Regions from separate parts of the Homo sapiens genome. Here region 1 is linked to region 2. The links are chromatin contacts, found by Hi-C or POLR2A ChIA-PET in ENCODE. All regions are on one chromosome and are shown on one strand. Each heading gives the region's core, a stretch centred on a gene start or an enhancer-like site at or near the end of the contact. The rest is flanking DNA. Distances are from core to core; before and after follow the strand shown. Region 1 overlaps TMEM154 (transmembrane protein 154). Region 2 has its middle 49 kb from the start of MIR4453.

The links. A loop is a pair of places that touch in the nucleus more often than their neighbours do. ChIA-PET counts read pairs that join two places held with the same protein, here RNA polymerase II (POLR2A). Pooled maps may share reads with other maps.
Region 1: a pooled map shows a loop between it and region 2 (2.1-fold over the local background). The contact joins two enhancer-like sites. A Hi-C loop is called at or near these places in 1 of 37 single-sample maps with no recorded cell type and 3 of 50 pooled maps. POLR2A ChIA-PET finds 5 or more read pairs at or near these places in 4 of 52 experiments (AG04450, OCI-LY7 and activated CD4-positive, alpha-beta T cell).

Annotation. Positions count from the first base shown.
Region 1 is chr4:152,661,962-152,666,266 of GRCh38, reverse strand. The region is part of intron 1 of TMEM154 (transmembrane protein 154); the gene reads left to right. Among named protein-coding and RNA genes, the nearest start is that of TMEM154, 16 kb to the left of the region's middle. RefSeq lists a silencer at 279-338 and enhancers at 2,434-2,513, 2,604-2,673. Within about 2 kb of position 2,431, at least 4 of the 41 ENCODE cell types and tissues checked have a DNase peak (open chromatin) inside an H3K27ac peak, as active enhancers do.
Region 2 is chr4:152,583,895-152,587,831 of GRCh38, reverse strand. No RefSeq gene overlaps it. Among named protein-coding and RNA genes, the nearest start is that of MIR4453, 49 kb to the right of the region's middle. Within about 2 kb of position 2,536, at least 2 of the 41 ENCODE cell types and tissues checked have a DNase peak (open chromatin) inside an H3K27ac peak, as active enhancers do.

The DNA of each region.
Region 1 (4,305 bases), core at 1,182-3,681, 79 kb before region 2:
TTGGTTAGGGCTTGAAAACTTCCCAGGTGACGCTGATGCACAGCAAATGTGGAGAACAACAACAGGTGTGACTGATAATTAGCCACAACTAAATGAGATTGTTTGAGCAACTTCAACCAGTATGCCCTGCAGACCAGCAGCATCAGCACAACCTGATTACTTGTTGAAAATGCAAATTCTGGTAGGACTTGGTGGCTCATGCCTGTAATCCTGGCACTTTGGGAGGCTGAAGCAGGATCGCTTGAGCCCAGTAGTTGGAGACCAGCCTGGGTAACAAAGTGAGACTCCCTGTTTCTACAGAAAATGCAAAAATTAGTCAGGCGTGGTGGCGCACGTCTGTAGTCCCACCTACTTGGTGGGCTGAGGTGGGAGGTTTGCTTGAGCCCAGGAGTGCAAGGCTGCAGTGAGCCATGTTCATACCACTGCACTCCAGGCTGGGCAACCAAGTGAGACCCTGTCTCAAAAAAAAAAAAAAAAAGCAAATTCTTGGGCCCCCTCCCAGACCTATTACATCAGAAACTGTAAGACTACGCCCAACAATCTGTGTTTTAAGAAGGGCTGTAGGTGTTTCCAATACACACTAAGGTTTGAGGACCGCTGTCTTAAAGCACCAATTAAAGCTATTGCTGATAGCTCTTCTATTAGCCATAACATTTTCTGGATATGCAGGGTTTAAACCCTGGCATGCATCTCTCTAATTCAGGCTTATTCAGGAAGGTGTGATTGTCACAGCCCTCTCTCATATCCTAGCTAGACTCTTCCAGGTTCTTGAGACTTCAGTGATGATTTTTAAGCTATTGTATTCTGGTGATAGAGTTGGCAGCTGCTAGGCAAGCCTTTGGCATCCAACTCCTTGACCTCTAATTTTTCTCAAATTCACCGAGGACCATAGAGAACAAGACAGGGAATGATCTGGTGTGGCTCAGGGGAGGCCAGAAGTGGGCAGGGTCTAGAGAAGTGAGACACAACTTCAGCTGCGTCCTGGAGCCACAAGGAGAACTGTAAAAATTATTGAGACCTGGGTTCTACCCCTAAATATTTAGATTGATCGATATTTAGAACAGGGTCTTGCTCGATTACCCAGGCTAGAGTGCACTGGTGTGATCATAGCTCATTCAGCCTTGGACTGGACTCAAGTGATCCTCCTGCTTCGTTCTCCCTAGAAGCTGCACCCTCAGGTATTTTGATGTAACTGAGTTTGGGGTATGGTGTGGGCATCAGGTTATTGAAAGATGCCTCAGTGATTCTATGGGCAGACTAGGCTGAGAACCACTGGAAGACTTCCTGGTTTGTTTTTCTCTCCTTCTTCTAATGCTAATCAGGCTCTTCATTATATACAGGAGAATGAAAAGGAGTCAGGCTTTTGGGTGTGATTTCTTGATCATCCTGAAATTCAAACATGTCAGTTACTCCACAACGCAGGGAAGAGTTTGAGGGCTTGACATCTGACATGTTTTCTTTCATTTTACCATCTTAACTATAAAATTGTTTAAATAATTTGCACATGGAGTTCACATAATTGACAAATGAAAGAATGGGGCATCTGACTGTGGTCCAACATACTTCATGACATCCTGAGTTTAGTAGCATTCTCTTGTCATTGTTTTATTTCACATTGTATTACTAATGTGACAGTCTTTCAGTAAGTTTATAATACTTTCTTCTTCTAACTTTAAAAGCTAGAGCTTGGTTGCAGTTTTATAACATATTTTTGTGTTTATTAATTAAGCTTTAAAAAAATTTTACTTTAAATTCCAGTGTGCAGGTTTGTTACATAGGTATATGTGTGCCATGGCGGTTTGCTACACCTATCAACCCATCATATAGGTTTTAAGCCCTGCATGTATTAGGTATTTGTCCTAATGCTCTCCCTCCCCTTGTACCCCCCCGCCACGACAGGCCCCAGTGTGTGTTGTTCCCCTCCCTGTGTCCATGTATTGTCATTGTTCAACTCCCACTTATGAGTGAGAACATGTGGTGTTTGGTTTTCTGTTCCTGTGTTAGTTTGCTGCGAATGATGGCTTCCAGTTTCATCCATGTCCTTGCAAAGGGCCTGATCTCATTCTTTTTTATGGTTGCATAGTATTCCACGGTGTATATGTACCACATTTTCTTTATCCAGTCTATCATTGATGGGCATTTGGGTTGGTTCCATGTCTTTGCTATTGTAAACAGTGCACGTATGTGTTGGTTGCACATTTGTTTCACTTTCAGAAAAAGAGAAGTTAGCTAGTTTGCTTCCTGGAGAAGCAGAGTCATTTCCATTTAGTGATAATGCCCTGAGCAGGGATAATGGGGACACTGTGCTGCCCAGCTGTTGGGGCTGCCAGGCGTTACCTCAAACATTTCTTCCCATTTACAAGGATTTCCCCATACATCCTCACCAGATGTGTGAAAGATGAATCCCAGATGTGTCTGCGTGAATATTGTCAATAAGTATTTGTAAGTGACTCTGTACACTGTGCAGTTTATTATCAAGTGATCTTAAGATTTTTGGATAAACAATAAAGTGAAGTATTGCAGCTTAGTTTCATCATTCACATGACTGACCACTTCCATTATCTCTTTAAAATGCTACATTATCTGACCAGAGAGAAAGAGAACTGGTGAAACGGAGAGAGACTTCCTGGGAGAGTTTGTGTTGCGGTCACTTGAGATGACTGTGACTTGGCCACCTAACAGCAGGGGCTTCTGCCAAATCTGCAGCTTATGAGGCTACCAGCCTCGGCCCTCACACCCAGTGATCTGGGAGTTTGGTCCCATGCAGGGCATGAAGCCACGCAAGACTGACCTTCACACACCTTTCTGCTTCTAACCTGTTGTGTTCCTTATTTCTTCTTTTCTATTCTTTTGCTTGTTAATGCCTCTCTCTTTGCCCTCTAACCCTGTGTCCTATTTCTGTCTTCTGTAGCTTTGCTAGTTTTACCTCTAGCCCCACCTCTTTTACCCTGAAATATGCCCAAATTTAGATAAGGAAGTAAAGTAGCAGTAAAATGAGGAAGTTATACCAGGCAGATTAACCTTCTGGGGAACAGCAGAGAAACAGGCAAGTACAGAGATGGGGGAAAGAGAACAGGTGATGGATGAAGAAAATAACAAAGACACAAATACCTGGCCCGTGTATGGTGCTTTATGGCTCCTAAAGCATTTTAACAGTTCTTATTTCATTTACTTTCATATGAACACTATGGGCTAGACAGAGCAGAAGGCCTACTTTTTTGGCTTTTAGGAAATGGAGAATTAGAGAGGGAGGGAATTCTTCCCAGGCCCCAAGGGTGCAGAGGGCAGCAGCCAGTCTCAAGCCTAGCTCTTCTGAATTCAAATCCTGTCTTCCTTCCACGATGCTATGGTTATGTCCTTGGAGTCCTGGAGCGCAGCACAGGGAAGTACCCCTGTGTGTTCTGGAGGGTTCACCTCCAGACTTATTTCCTGAAAGAGAGTTCTGCCTTCCTCCACAGTGGCTGGACTCCCAAAGTTGTAAAAGGTCACTTTCACCCAAGAAGCCCAGGATGCCGCCCGCAGGAAATCTCCATGGACGATTATGGGCCTTAGTCAGTGTTTCTTTAAACACAGTGGTTTTAGGGGGCCCCATGTCCACTGCATTAAGAGTGGCTGTTAACCCATAGGCCATGGGAGGGACACCTGTCATGTTTTGGGGGAAATCCCTTGAGCTGCCCTCCGCATCCATACTTTTGTGGCCTTTGGCACCTCCTCTGGTTTCCACCTTGTTGGTGTACACTTCTGATTTTCTTCCTAACTCTTACCTTGTCACCTTGGCAATCCACTCCTGGCTGCTGATCTGATTCTATGGCTCATCTTTGTTTGCCAGCTCACCTTTTGATGACATTTGATTCCTCCTTGCACAAACTCTTGGAGCTGATCCCCAGTGTTTTCAACTTTCCTCCCTTTGACATCCCAGACTCCCTGCACACCTGGTTCTTCCCTTAGTTTCTGTCAATTCTCATTATGTGGAAACTGGAGTACTAGGGTTGTCTTAGAGAATTTTTCTGATCAGACCACCAAGAGTAGTTTGATGCTGTCCCCTCTTACCCTGCACCTAACACCCTCTCATGCTCTCCCCATTTTTAGATACACTGTAGAACTTGCTTGCCTGTGTGCAAACTGAAGGATGAGCAGAGAGGTTTATTGCAGTATTGTTGGAAACACAACAGAACCTAAATCTCTGTCAATAGGAAAAGATTATAATACATTCAAACAATGGGGAAAAAAGCTCTCTATACAGTCATGGAATGATCTTCAAGATAAAATTTTAAGTGAAAAAAGCAAGGGGCAGAAAGTATATAA
Region 2 (3,937 bases), core at 1,287-3,786:
TCTATACTTTGAAAAGGTGAAAGACAAAAGTCAAAAAGATGATGTGTTAGTGCATTTTGCATTGCCATAAAGGAATACCTGAGGCTGGGCAATTGATAAAGAAAAAAGTATTTGGCTTACAGTTCTGCAGGCTGTAAAAGCATGGAGCCAGTATTGCTTGTGGCAAGAGCCTCATGGCAGAAGGCAAAGGGGGAGCAGGTGCATCACATGGCAAAAAGGAGCAACAGGAAGTAGAGTCTCTCTGGGAGGCTCTGCCCCTATGGCAGGCTTCTGCTTGGGCACTCAGGCTTTCCCATATATGCTCTGAAATCTAGGTAGAAACTGCCGAGCCTCCTTCACTGTTACATTCTGTGCACCTGCTGGCTTAACACTGCATGGAAGTTGCCAAGTCTTACAGTGACTTGCACTCTTCAAAGTAACAGCCCAAGCTGTGCCTGGGATCGTTTGAGCCCCAGTGGGGATGGGGGGAGCAGTGTCCCAAGGTTGCACAGGGCAAGGGACCATGGACCTGGCCCCTGGAGCCATTCTTTCCTCCTAGGCCTCCAGGTCTGTGATGGGAGGGACTACCTCAGAGATTTCCGAAATGCCTTCTAGGCCTCTTGGCTATAAGCACTTGACTCCCTTTTAATCATGCAAATCTCTCTAGCAAGTGGTTGCTCCTTACCCTACTTGTATTTCTGTCCTGAAATGCTTTTTCCTTCTCCACTATATGGCCAGGTTGTGATTTTTCCAAACATTATGCTCTGCTTCCCTTTTAAACATAAATTCCAACTTTAAGTCATTTCTTTGCTCCCATATCTGATGGTAGGTTGTTAGAAGCAGCCACTCAGCATGTTCAATGTTTTGCTGCTGAGAAATTTCCTGCACCAGATACCCTAGGTCATCACTCTCAAGTTCAACCTTCCACAGAGCCCTAGAACATAGGCACAATGCAGCCAAGTTCTTTGCTAGGGTGTAACAAGGGTGACCTTTGCTCCGTTTCCCAATAACTTCCTCATTTCCATCTGAGACCTGCTCAGCCTGGCTTTCATTGTCCGTGTTTCTATCAGTATTTTGGTCACAATCATTTAACTAGTCTCTAAGAAGTTCCAAACTTTCCTGTCTTCTTCTGAGCCCTCAGAAGTTTTCCAGCCTCTGCCCATTACCCAGTTTCAAAGCTGCTTCCACATCTTCATATGTCTTTACAGCAACACCCCATTCCTCAGTACGAATGTTCTGTTAGTCCATTTTGCATTGCTGTAAACGTATACCTGAGGCTGGGTAATTTGTAAAGAAAAGAGTTTTATTTGGCTCTGGTTCAGCAGTCTGTACAAGCATGGTACCAGCATTGCTTCTGGTGAGGGCCTCAGGAAGCTTCCACTCATGGTGGAAGGTGAAGGGGGAGCAGGTGTGTCACATGGCAAAAGAAGGTAAGAAGTAGGAGGGACCCCAGACTCTTTAACAACATCACATGGCAAAAGGAGGCAAAAAGTAGGAGGGACCCTAGACTCTTTAACAATATCACATGGCAAAAGGAGGCAATAAGTAGGAGGGACCCTAGACTCTTTAACAATCAGATCTTGCAGGAACTCACTTATTACTGTGAGGAGGACACCAAGACATTCATGAGGGATCCTCCCCCATGCTCCAAAAACTTCCCTCTAGGCCCACCTTCAGCACTGGGGATCACATTTCAACTTGAGATCCAGAGCGGACAAACATCCAAACTATGGCAGATGGTAAAGTAAGAACCTTCTATTAGTCCTTTTCCTTATTTCTTCAACCTCTCACTGTACAATCAGAAGCTGTCACGTTCATTAACCTCAATTCTTATAAGCATGAAGTAAAACAAGTATGAGCAGGCAGGAATAAACCTCCTCACATCCCTGTTCCTGAAGAGGTGCTGCTTACCTGGTTTTACCACTCTCTAGGGTGGTCTGTCCACTCTGGAGTCTGGATTGCAGTTGGCAGTGGGGTTCATGAAGGACAGCTTTCTTTCTTTAACAAAGCCTCCAAATTTTTTTTAACTCAGAGCTTTATATACAGCTCAAAAATAAGTTCAGACTGATTGAATCCATACTCTGACAACTAACAATATAGAGTTAACCAAATAGTTAACCCAATCAAAATGTATATCTACTAAAAATATAAAAAATGTATAGAGCAGTTCCGGTGTTAACCTTTAATCTCTCCTCACTGAGGATTTAATTTGATTCTTAGCCAGATTTCACAGGGGTCACTGTGTCTGTGCTGGGCTCTCAGGGTCTACTTTCCCTAGACATTTTTCATTCAGAATCCTCTTCTAGGCTCCATGCTGTTCTTCATCCATGCCTGTCACCACCAAAATGGTCATTTCCTTGCATGAAGGCTCTTCGTTAATTTTCTTTCCCCATCTGCAGTTGCCCAAAGCACTCCCTTTAAGAACAGAAACTTTGTCAACTGTGTTTCTGTCGTAAGCCAGATATGTATGAGTGTGGAGCAGAAGGCAAGTGTTCCCTCTGTCAATACACACGCAGCAAGTGCCTGCAGCGGCCGCCTGTTACCCAGGAAATTCTTTCTTTCTCTCTCAGTTGATCCTTTGCTCTGTGTTGAGCTGTCCCCACAAGCTCTCATAGAAGTAGAGAGGATGTTTATAACATCTAGTTTTAGTACAATCTTAAAAAAAATCTCCTATCTTGCCCGGAAGTCATGGCTGATATAAACACCCTGGTTTTGCTATTCAACCCTTCTCAGTGTCGGCTCTCCTCAGTTTCTGTTTCTAATACGGGCATATTTGCTCCCTTGGGTTGGTAACTTTGCATCTTAACAAGTCCCTGTCTCCCCACCACCCCACACACTCAGGCAAAAATGCCACTTCTGATGTGGGGATTATTCCATTTAAAAGAAAAACTGAGGGCCTCTGGGAGGGCCTGCCTGGTCACTCAGCCCAGATCTCCTTAGACCTGATTATATATTTGAGCTATTTCCTTTTTGATCAATTGAAACATGCTGATACAATGTGTGATGGTTAATACTAAGTGTCACCTTGATCGGATTGAGGATGCAAAGTATTGTTCCTGGTTATGTCTGTGAGGATGTTGCCAAAGGAGATTAACATTTGAGTCAGTAGACTGGGAGAGGCAGACCCACCCTCAATGTGGGTGGGCACCATCCAATTAGCTGCCAGCACTGCTAGAATAAAGCAGGCAGAAGAAGGTGGGAGAGGTTGACTTACTGAGTCTTCCGGCTTTCATCTTTCTTCTGTACTGGGTGCTTCCTGCCCTTGAACATCAGACTCCAAGTTCTTCAGCTTTTGGACTCTTGGACTTAGACCAGTGGTTTGCCGGGGCTCTCGGGCCTTCGGCCACAGACTGAAGGTTGCACTGTTGGTATCCCTACAGTGAGGTTTTGGGATTCAGACTGGCTTCCTTACTCCTCAGCTTGCAGATGGTCTATTGTGGGACTTCACCTTGTGATCGTGTGAGTCAATACTCCTTAATAAACTCCCCTTCATATATACATCTATTCTATTAATTCTGTCCCTCTAGAGAACCCTTATACATAATGCTGCAGCCAAAGATACACATGTAATTACTTAAATCAATACATACTTCTAGGCCAGGCACAGTGGCTCACGCCTGTAATCCCAGCACTTTGGGAGGCCCAGGTGGGTGGATCACCTGAGGCCAGGAGTTCAAGACCAGCCTGGCCAACATGGTGGAATCCCATCTCTACTACAAATACAAAAATTAGCTGGGCATGGTGGCACACACCTGTAATCCCAGCTACTCAGGAGGCTGAGGCAGGAGAATTGCTGGAACCTGAGAGGTGGAAGTTGCAGTGAGCTGAGATTGTGCCACTGAACTTAAGCCTGGGCGACAGAGTGAGATTTTGGCTCAAAAAAAAAAAAAATGTCTGTTCATCTTTGCCATTATGGTAGATAATAAAGAATTTGCATACGTTTTGTATAGTTAAATAA